Regions from separate parts of the Homo sapiens genome. Here region 2 is linked to region 1. A link is an interaction called in ENCODE POLR2A ChIA-PET data of the cell type or tissue named here. Cell type or tissue: B cell. All regions are shown on one strand. Links, peaks and the distances in the headings refer to the core of each region. The heading gives the core; the rest is flanking DNA.

Evidence for each region. Peaks named below come from ENCODE experiments on the same cell type or tissue, not always from the same donor. Only the 100,000 strongest peaks of a DNase experiment are listed, where the experiment ranks them.
Region 2: POLR2A ChIA-PET joins it to region 1 with 5 read pairs; 2 of 35 experiments call an interaction of 5 or more read pairs at or near these places.

What each region holds. Positions count from the first base shown.
Region 1 is chr21:42,472,395-42,477,764 of GRCh38, reverse strand. RSPH1 (radial spoke head component 1) reads left to right here. Exons shown (of 9, transcript NM_080860.4): 7 at 321-474; 8 at 1,718-1,867; 9 at 4,895-5,279. The coding sequence ends at 4,947. Among named protein-coding and RNA genes, the nearest start is that of RSPH1, 21 kb to the left of the region's middle. RefSeq lists an enhancer at 977-1,056. In B cell, for the core only: no CTCF peak of the experiment used is centred there; DNase peaks (open chromatin) are centred at 684, 1,524, 1,904 and 3,024; H3K27me3 peaks cover 1,562 bases.
Region 2 is chr21:42,393,876-42,399,245 of GRCh38, reverse strand. It overlaps TMPRSS3 (transmembrane serine protease 3), which reads left to right and starts at 3,194. Exons shown (of 13, transcript NM_001256317.3): 1 at 3,194-3,304; 2 at 3,778-3,922. The coding sequence starts at 3,829. RefSeq lists an enhancer at 3,902-5,101. In B cell, for the core only: no CTCF peak of the experiment used is centred there; no DNase peak of the experiment used is centred there.

The DNA of each region.
Region 1 (5,370 bases), core at 80-5,079:
CCTGGCCATGTCTTAGCTATTGCAGGCGACTGCGACATGCTCATCTGAAAGCCTTTTGTGGCACCCATTATAAAGCTCGCTGGCCCAGCATTGCTCTGGAGACTTTATTCCTCACCCTGGCTCTTTCAAGATCCATTCTCAACCCTGAGATTATACCATGGATAGTCAGCAACTGGTCTGATTCCTGAGTGACGTCCTAAAAAGGCTGAAACACAAGCCAAAACCTGTCTTTCAAAACTTGTCCTTCCTCCCTCACTTTTAATATTCCAGACCAAGATGACACAAATGTTGGTAAATGTACATTTTTGCACTTAAAATAGGAAAGAGGAGAAGAGGAAGAGGAGGAAGAATTAGTAACTGTTGTTCCAAAATGGAAAGCTACCCAAATCACTGAATTGGCCCTGTGGACACCAACTCTCCCCAAAAAGCCGACCTCTACGGATGGACCTGGCCAAGACGCTCCAGGAGCTGAGAGTGTGGGGCACCCCCGGGCTGTGGGGTGGAGGGGGCAGAGGGTGTGGGGCACCCCCGGGCTGTGGGACAGAGGGTGTGGGGCATCCCCGGGCTGTGGGGTGGAGGGGTCAGAGGGTGTGGGGCATCCCCGGGCTGTGGGGTGGAGGGGGCAGAGGGTGTGGGGCATCCCCGGGCTGTGGAGTGGAGGGGGCAGAGGGTGTGGGGCATCCCCGGGCTGTGGGGTGGAGGGGGCAGAGGGTGTGGGGCACCCCCGGGCTGTGGGACAGAGGGTGTGGGGCATCCCCCGGGCTGTGGGACAGAGGGTGTGGGGCATCCCCAGGCTGTGGGATGGAGGGTGTGGGCGCCTTTGGGCTGTGGGAGTTGTGGACATCCTGTTTTCAGGCCAGGTGTGGTTGGACTCTCTGAAAATCAGATGCTGGGTCAGTTGAGTGTGCGGGATGTTATTAGGGAGAGCCTTTGGGATTGGAGGACACTCCCGGAGAGCGGAGGGGAGAGGAAAGAAACAGAGTTGATTGGACAGAGGCGGAGGTGTGGCCTCCACAACCTTGCTTCATTCCATGGGGAGCACTGTGGCGTCTCGGGGACCCTTATCCCCTCACCTAGGTCAGTGAGTGAATGTGGGTGTGACCCCGGGCTGGCACTGACAGCAGCTGAGGGGACAGCCCTTCCCTGAAGAAGGGTCCGTGTGGCACCTCCATGTCCAACCCAGTGGTCTTTCTGGAAGTCCTTAATGTGCTGGGGAAAGTTGAAGGTGGCTACCCCGGGTGAGATCCCTTCCATGGCAAGCGGAGGAAAGCCAACTCCGATTGGCCTCCGTGAAAGAATACTCATGCTGCTAAGAATTTCTTGGCTCATGTGACTGGGAAGCTCCGGGACAGCCCCCAGAATGGCCGGGCAGCCTCTGCCCTCTGTCCCAGCTCTCCTCTCTGCTGGCTCCCCTGGCTGGCACTCTCAGGAACCCCAGGGGACTTCTCTTTCTCAAGAGTCTCATCAACACCCTCAGGAATGAAAGTTATCAGACTACCTGCTCCCATCCCCAAGCCACTGACTACAGTGGGGACTGGGCTGCTCCCCTGGCCAGGCCTAGGCTGGGCTGGGTGGATGTTGAGATGGGGAACATGAGGTGCTGCCAGTGGGAGGGGGAGGGTGGGGGCACGGCAGCCCAGGGGACAGCTGCCCTGCACAGGTCTGCAGGCTCCATTTTTCCCAGGAACTCAGGCTTCTGACTTGTGTTTTATCTCAGGTGCAGGAGAACCCGGGGAGGAGGCCCAGGCTCTGCTGGAGGGCTTCGAGGGTGAGATGGACATGAGGCCTGGAGATGAAGATGCAGACGTCCTCCGGGAAGAGAGCCGGGAGTATGACCAGGAGGAGTTCCGCTATGACATGGATGAGGGTGAGGTCCCTGCGCAGGGAAGTGGGGCGAGGGCCCGCACTTAGGGGCCACGAACAGTGGGATTCCCCTTCCCTTCACCAAGGCCTGCCTTCAGCTGGGCCCCAGGGACTCGAGGAAGGCTTAGGGGGCCCCCTGTGAGCGCTCACTGGAGCCATCTCAGAACGTTGCTCCCTGGCAGGCCCTCCTGCAAGCCTGGCTGCAGTGGGAGAGGCCTGGGTGTGCAGCGGTGCCCATGCGCGTTGTCACAGGAGGACCGACCCCAGGCTGGAGAGCCCTGTCAGACATGCAGAGCCTGGCTTTCTTCTGTTGCATGATTTTTTTTTTTTTTTTGAGATGGAGTCTTGCTATGTCACCCAGGCTGGAGTACAGTGGTGCGATCTTGGCTCACTGCAACCTCCACCTCACTGGTTCAAGCAATTCCCCTGCCTCAGCATCCCAAGTAGCTGGGATTACAGGTGCATGCCACCATGCCCGGCTAATTTTTTTGTATTTTTAGTAGAGGTGGGTTTCACCGTGTTGGACAGACTGGTCTCAAACTCCTGACCTCACACAGGAGGCCCGCCTCGGCCTCCCAAAGTGCTGGGATTTGCATGATTTTTAGCAGGGCTGACTAACAGGAGTATGGTTTCAGACTAGTGGTGTCGGGAACTAGCTCTTTTTCAATGGGTTTGGATGTAAGATTAATCTAGAAACTTCTGCCTCTGCCAGCTCATAGGGCAGGGATTTGACCTCAGTTCTGACTGACTGAAGCCTCAGGCTCCTGGAATCTTTAAAAATCTTTCCCCAAGTGCTTGTGGGCACTTGCAGAAAGTCTGGAGAGAGGACTCGCTTCCCTTAACGCACTTTTCACATCTGACTGAAAGAGGGTGTCGTGCTTGTGAGGGAAAGGGCCATCTGGGAACAGCCTGGGCACGGCGGCCTCAGGCACGGGGTCTGCAGTCCCATTCCACTTAGTTTGTCTCTGTTGTAAATTAAGAATATACTTCCCATTCCTTTGAAAATAATACCTGAAATAATGAAATCACATAAAGCAGTTTTCTCTTAGATGCTTGAAGCACACATAGACTTTCGTGATCGGTAATTCCCCTGAGCGCTGGCATAGACTTTCGTGATCGGTAATTCCCCTGAGCGCTGTAGCAATGCACCCAGTGACGCAGTGCTGAGGTGGGACGTGGGGTCAGGTGGAAACCTGGCTTTACAAGTGAGCATCGTCTCTGCTTCTCTGACTTGCACAGGGAGGGTGGATAGAGTGAGCCCTGGTAGGTAGGGAGTCCACAGGATTCTGTTAGGACTGAGTGGCTAGAGTATGCACAGTGTTACAGCAGCATCTAGCTGTGCCCACAGATGTCAGTCCTTAGTCACTGTGGAGCACAGCTGGAGGGGGAGACACTGGGTTTGATAGGCAGTGTGGGAGTGAGGGGCTGGGCTCTCGCCCTCTAGCACCTAATGGGAAGCTGGAATAAAGGAATCAGTGAGTTCCCTGCAGTGACAGGGACGTGTTACCATGTACCCAGGAGAGGTGATGACTCACCTGGGGCAGGACCAGGAAACTCCGGGTTAGCTGGGAGGGAGGTGGCAAGGAATGGGTGAAACCAGGAAGGAAATTCCAGGCAGAGAGCAGAGTCTGACAGCAGAAGAGTGTGGGGGTGGGGAGGTGGCCCCTTTCCCTTGGAACCAGATGGCCTTTGAACTTGATCCTGAGCCCAGTAGGCGGGACCTCTGGGAGCTGTGGGGATTGCCTGTATCAGGCTTGCTCTCTGAGCTTCTCTGGGGCAATGAGGATGGGTGCCCTGGAGCCAGGCAAGGCAGGAGGCCCCAGAAACTTGGTGGGGGAGATAACGGAGGGGATGGAGCAGGAGGAATCCTGAAAACCGGACTGGGAGAGATGGGGCCGAGTGGACGATGCCCAGTACCAGCGGGCGTCTGAGACTGTGGGTTCATGCACCAGCCTTGGACAGAGGGAACACCCCCTTAACTCAGTGGTTTTGGGGCTCCAGGGGACATTTGGCAATGTCTGGAGACTTGGGAGGCTGGTGAGGGAGGTGCTGCTGGCATCTTCCTGGGTGGAGGCCGGGGACGGTGCTGAATACCCTGCAGGGCACAGAACAGCCCCCAGCAAAGGGTCACCCAGGCCACAGTGTCAGGAGGGCCCTAAGTGAAAAGGGAGTAATACAAAATAGGCTTAGTCGGCAGAACATTTATCAAAATAATGCAAGTTCAGCATGTATTCATCATGAATCCCACATTACATTGGAGATTTACCCTGCTAATTTCTTCTTTAATATACCCAACAGTGAAAGTTATAGAGTTTAATTAATAATAAAAAATAGCTCTACCTTTCACAAAACATTTAAATATAGCGTCTTATAAGAATGTGGCAAATTTCTGCTTTTTTTTTTTTTTTTTTTAAGATGGAATCTTGCTCTGTTGCTCAGGCTGAAGTGCAATGGCGTGACCTCGGCTCACTGAAACCTCTGCCACGGGGTTCAAGCGATTCTCTTGCCTCAGCCTCCCAAGTAACTGGGTTGACAGGCATGTACCACCATGCCCAGCTAATTTTTGTATTTTTAGTTGAGACGGGGTTTCACCATGTTGGCCGGGCTGGTCTCGAACTCCTGACCTCAAGTGATCCGCCTGCCTTGGCCTCCCAAAGTGCTGGGATTACAGGCATGAGCCACTGCGCCCGGCCTGCTTTTCTTTTAAATTAATAGCCAAGCAATTACATGTTTTAGCCACAAAGCTGGCTGTTTTGGACAGGTGTGCAGGCATAAGAGAATTACTGATGTTACATGGATAGTCTTGTCTTAGCATTTACTTTGAGTACGTATTTTGCTTATTTTATGTCGGGTACCAAAAGAAAAAACTGTTGAAGTGCATATGAGATAAAATTTAACATTCAATTTTTGACTGATGAATGCTTAATAGTTACAATAATTTTTTTCGGCAAAAGATCTGTTAGTGAATAAAGGCTTTAAAAATAGAACAAAGTAAATATGAGATATACTCATGTTTCTCTTTTCTTTTCAGGAAACATTAATTCTGAAGAAGAAGAAACTAGACAGTCAGACCTCCAGGACTAAGATGAAGTGAGCCGAGAGGAGATCGTATCATAAGAATGCTTCTGTCGTTAGCCGGGTGCAGTGCTGTGTGTATCTAGTTCCAGCTACTTGAGAGGCTGAGGCAGGAGGATTGCTTGAGTCCAGAAAGTGGCAGTTGCAGTGAGTGGAGATCGCGCCACTGCTCTCCAGCCTGGGTGGCAGAGCGAGACCCTGTCTCAAAAAATAAACAAAAACAAAATGCTTCTGTCAGTTAACAATCTTTATTAGAGGGTTTTTAGTCTTTCTTTCTCAGCTGTATGTTAAGTTGATTGACAAATGCAAATAAACGTCTTTATTATCCTTTCTTTCTGAAATAGCCTCTGCTTCAAGTTCTGTAAACTGAAGGTTACCACGTGGTTTTGCCATGGTTTTTCAGTGGTGTCTTCTCCTTGGATAGAGAAAACT
Region 2 (5,370 bases), core at 282-5,281, 79 kb after region 1:
AAAAGATGAAATAATTCCACAATCAAATGATTTATCTTGAATTTGAAAGTCTGCAAATAGAGAAAGCTTGTGACCCAGAGGGAAAAAGTAGATTTGGGTATGAAATATAGTCTCTACTCAAGTATATTTTTCTCTTCTAAATAATAAACCCTGTTTTGAGCAATTGTGTTATGTTTATAACATATTAAAATGAAAAATGCTTCTATGCATTTCTCTTAAAAAAATCTTATTTGTGTAGGCCAGAAGATGCCTACATCTAGCTTCATCCTGCCTTCCTAACTTGAAAAGTTATCTTCCAAGCCCATCAGGGAAGAGTCTACCAGTTTCCTCCCTCACTTACTGAAGAGAATGTGCCTGTAACTCAAGCTGTTTGCAAATCGTTACTAAAGCTTCATGGGGCTCCCAGGAGACATCAGGATAGGATAAGGCGCTCATGCCCTGAAACCAAGTCTGCTCATGGCACTGGCTGCGTAACTATCACGCGCTGGGCCCCAGATAAGCTTATTTGTTTGGTTCCTCAAAATTTTAGTTTGAGCTCAGTGGAATTGATTTGTCGGTAAACTTTCTGAGAGGATATTTTACAGCAAGGAAGACCAGCCACCCTTGTAGGGCCTCTCCCTGCTACCCCGTGGGGAGCTGGCTTGACCTTTGACCTACATCTGACACACGTGTTAACATGCCCTCGTAGTTGGTTATTGTATGTCGATTTGGTGTTATTTGTCCCCCCAGGGTTTATGATCAGCTCTTCTATGCAGACAGAGCCCCTGTCACACACACATGGCTGTGCTGGGCACGGCGGGGTCTTAGGAGTGAAAGTGCATTCCAGACTCTGTCCCGCCAGAGCTGTACTCCAGCGGGGAGCATCTCCTATAACACACAGGTAAAAGCAAAGAAAGAATGACATGTTAAATTTCCTGTCATTGCCTTTGAGGGCAAACATTCGTTGAGGGACCAGAAAGAGTAGTCAGGAAATAGGTGAAGGAGAGATGTGTGAGCTTGAAGGAGACCATAGATCACACCCAAAGGCACTGACAGGTGTGTGGGCAGGTACCTACTGGGACGGAGAAAGTAAGACTGTCTTAATCAAGGACTGCCTGGACGCATCTCTCAGGCGTTTGCCGTCAGCACATCCTGCCAATTCTGCCTTCAAAATCAACCTCAGGCAGCCAGTCCTCACCGTCATCACCACTCGTGCCGAGTCATGGCCCTTGTGGCCCATGAGGTGCAGCCTCCTTGTGGCTGTCCTTGTGTCCCCCCATCCTTACCCCACTCTATGCCCTGCCTGTCAACCCAAATTTGCCCCATTGAGATCGCCCAAGGCTTTCCACACATCAAAGGCAAACCAGAGCCCTTCCCATGCCCCTGGGCCTTGGGATCTGCCATCGGCTATTCCCTGTTCCCTGCTTTCTAGGCTCACGGCCCCTCTTGGGGTTCCTCAAACACTCCAGCGTGGCCCCTATTCCAGGCTTTGGAGCTGGTGGTCGCCCTCCTTGGAGGAATTTCACAAGACTCACTTCACTGGTCACCAAGGTCTCTACTAAAACATCATCAAGGTCCCTGCTGAAACAACACTCTCCCTAGAGGCCGTCCTGTACCACTCTGCCCTCATCTCTCTCAGACCCTCCCCGGCCTAATCTCTTCCTAGCGCTTAACATCTGGGGCCCCATGGGAGCACTTTGTTTTTCTTGCTGGCTGCACTGTGTCTAGAGTCTGGCCCATGGCAGATGCTTGCTAAATATTTGCTGAATAAATGCATGGATTTGCGAGTTGCCATCCACAATGGTAAATTCAGCCCTTCAAAGATGCTCAGCGCTCTGGTCCCCACAGCAGCGGTTAAACCCCTTTAAGCAGTGCTGTGTGCAGAAGCCTCTTGGGATGCAGAGGCCTCCGAGGAAGGAAACATGACGTGTCTTTTGTGGAGCGCAGGCTGTGATGAGCATCTTCAGGCTCCCCATCTTTTGTCTGCAGGAGTAGCTGCAGAATTGAACTTGGGGGCTCAGTTACAGGGAGGGACAGAAACCCCCACCAGAGAGTATGTCTGCCCTCTTGACGGTCACATGCTCAGCACTGGGCAGAGCCTACCCCTTCTTTCAAGTAAAAGGAGCGGCTGTGTTCCGATCACTCCCTGATGCAAAGCTTCTGAAAAGGTTTGCTCACCTTACTGACTAATTAAAGGGAAGCCACATTTTTCCCTCCCTGGTCTCTGCAGCCATACCACCAAGGGCTATTTGATAGGCCCACGGCAGCTTGGGTTACACAGATGCCCGCGATAATGCCATTTGCTGCGATGATTGAGTCGACAAGGCTGAGTGACTTGGGGAAAATATTCCCCGATTGGACTAACCTGTTGGCGGCCTGCTTACCATCACACTTGTTTTTATAATGAAAAAGGAAATTATTTCTGCTTTTAATGATGGCAGCTCCAGAAATGGTGAGTAAAATGGGTGTGAGGAGAGAAGATGCTTCTCAACACTTCTCAGTGTTGTACAGCTTGCCAACCACAGCCTGTTTGGGAGGGGATGTTCTCACCCAGGTTCCATCTTTCAGAAGCCATTTGCCCACTTATTCTTTTTATATGGATAAACGATGTAATTTGCTACATGCTGATAATAAACAGAGGTATCAGCAAGAATGAAAGCCAGAAAATGGCCCAACATGAACTTCTTGCTTTTCTAAGTTACTCTTTCAAGCTCTTCTTGCGATAGAAATGAAATGAACATTTTTGGCACAGAACTCTTGTTTAGATTTTACTATGATCTTGGGAAACACGGGTTGCTTCAAATGGCTTACTAGATCCCTTTGGAATTTCAAACGTTACAACAGGTAGTCACAAAGGGAATGAAAGCGGATGATCTGAGTGTCTGTGCTGATGTGCCTGCTGGAGCCCCTGTGGATTTTAGCCCTTGGAGGAAGCAGGTTCCCAGAGCAGCCATGCCTGATATCTGGGAGAGGGAACTAGAATTTAATTGGGAATCTTCTGCTATTTCCCTGCTTCCTCCGCCCTCTCAGAGTTACAGGGAATGACTTAGAAAGGTCTCTGGTCTCCTTGGCATTGTGATAGGTGGAATTCTTTCGTAGGAAACACAGCCCCGGGGTTATTTTGATGCAAGCCGTTGGTCCAAAGCCACTCCCCACTTTGCTATGTGGGGGAAGGACCGGGCACCGGACGGCTCGGGTACTTTCGTTCTTAATTAGGTCATGCCCGTGTGAGCCAGGAAAGGGCTGTGTTTATGGGAAGCCAGTAACACTGTGGCCTACTATCTCTTCCGTGGTGCCATCTACATTTTTGGGACTCGGGAATTATGTGAGTACCGAAACTACTTATGCTTATGGTAGGTGTACCACACGCACAGGGAAAGAATTGCGTTTATGTGGGACAGGTGAAAACAATCGCAAAAAAGCAATGGAAAGGGCTTTGAGAGTAATTTATCTTCTGAACAATAGCAATATGGCAACTTCTAAATGGTGAGAGGGAGTCCCTCTAAAGCAATCGATTTGAAGATTGGTTGGACAAACAATGGGAAAGTCATTGTCTTAGCAGAATTAAGTTCATACTTTTTTTTTTTTTTTTTTTTTGCTAATTCTAGAAGCTTTTCTGTTATCTGCTGTAGCTCAGACGAAAATGCATTCTCACCAGATGACTGTTTTTGGTTAATCGATACTGAATGCGCTTTGTGTGGACTGTCGAATTTCAAAGATTTACCGTATGACCAAGATGCACCTGATGCTACAAGTATAAATAGGGGAACAAATGCTTTCTGTTCTTCCTCGGCTAAGGAGGTAGAGGTGGAGGCGGAGCCGGATGTCAGAGGTCCTGAAATAGTCACCATGGGGGAAAATGATCCGCCTGCTGTTGAAGCCCCCTTCTCATTCCGATCGCTTTTTGGCCTTGATGATTTGAAAATAAGTCCTGTTGCACCAGGTAAGTGGACCCAGGTGAGGACTCTGTGATTTCTGCCCATACCCTCATGTAGGTGACCAATGTGACTGACTGTCCCTGTGGGGGAAATATCTCCCCAGCCATTCTGACACCCACAGGCTGGACACCTGCACTTCCCTAGATCTGCAGAATCTCAGGGAGAAGGGGCATTGGAGAGGGGATCGTTTCGTTAAGCCCTTTGCTCTCTCCCTGGAGACCGGTGTTTTCTTCTCTTGTTGGAGGTTTTCAGAGACTGGGGCTCCACAATTGTCCTGTCAATCCTGAAGGAGGTCAGATCCTGGCCAGGAAATCTCTGAGTCCTCCAGGAAGTCCTGAGAAGCAGTGGCCACCAGTCCCTCCGAAAACTCAGGATAAACTGGATGTCGCCAAAGATATTAGAGGCCTAGATTAAAATCCAGCAGCAGATGACGGAGTGGCTCCTAACAACTGAAGGAAAAAAGTTGGTTTCGTAAATAAGTCACAAATGCCTGATAAAACAGTGGACTCTCTAGCAACCTATACGGCTAGGATCTTTTTGACCAGAGATAGTCAGGACTGGTCAAAGGGAGCTGTGGGGTTGCCGGTTCTGGAAGTCAGGGCTTGGACGCAGGCAGATTCCTGACACATTGGTGCTAGGGAGGAACCACAGGAGCTCTGCCTGAGGTTCCAGAAAGTGGGAGTGGGGGTCACCCTAATGATTTCTTTTAAACCAACTGGAAAATTGGCTTGGAGGAGGTTTGGAAAGGATGGGAGGTGGGAGAAGAGGTTTCAAGTAACTGAAAAGACACACATTTAAAAATATGGCTCAAAATTAGCTAAGTGTCAATGAAAGAAAAAAAAATCTTGCAATCACCTGACTCCCAAAACTTACCTGGTTTTTATGTCTGCAAAGTCTCTTCCTGCTTTTGCCCGTATGTGTGGTTTCATGCACAGTACAGATATAGGCAGGTGGGTTTTTTCCATAAAAGGTTTTTATAAATTTTTTCTTATGGAATCACAGTATTCCATCAAGTAGATATGCAATTTACACAGCCATTTGATCATAGTTTGACCTATAGTTGTTCCTAATATTTTATAATATAAATAATATGAATATTAATAGCACTATAATATTCCTTTCTCTTATTTTTTGATTATTTTGCTATGACTAAGTAGTGGGGAGGAACAAAAACTTTTCCTTGTAAATAGAGTAATGTATTGTTCATTAGAAGAACAATTTAGAAAATACAGTTCATTGAAAAGATTTTTAAAAATTACCCACGACGGCATCATTACTCAGAGATAATCCTATTAGCAATTTATTATTGAATTTCTTGCCTTTTTCTATCTATATATCTATATTTCCTTTGGAAGTAACATGTACTATTTGTATTATTTTGAAGCTTTTAAAAAATTTTAACAATATCACCTTCACCTTTCTATGGCATTAAATAATTAAATATTTTCTAGAT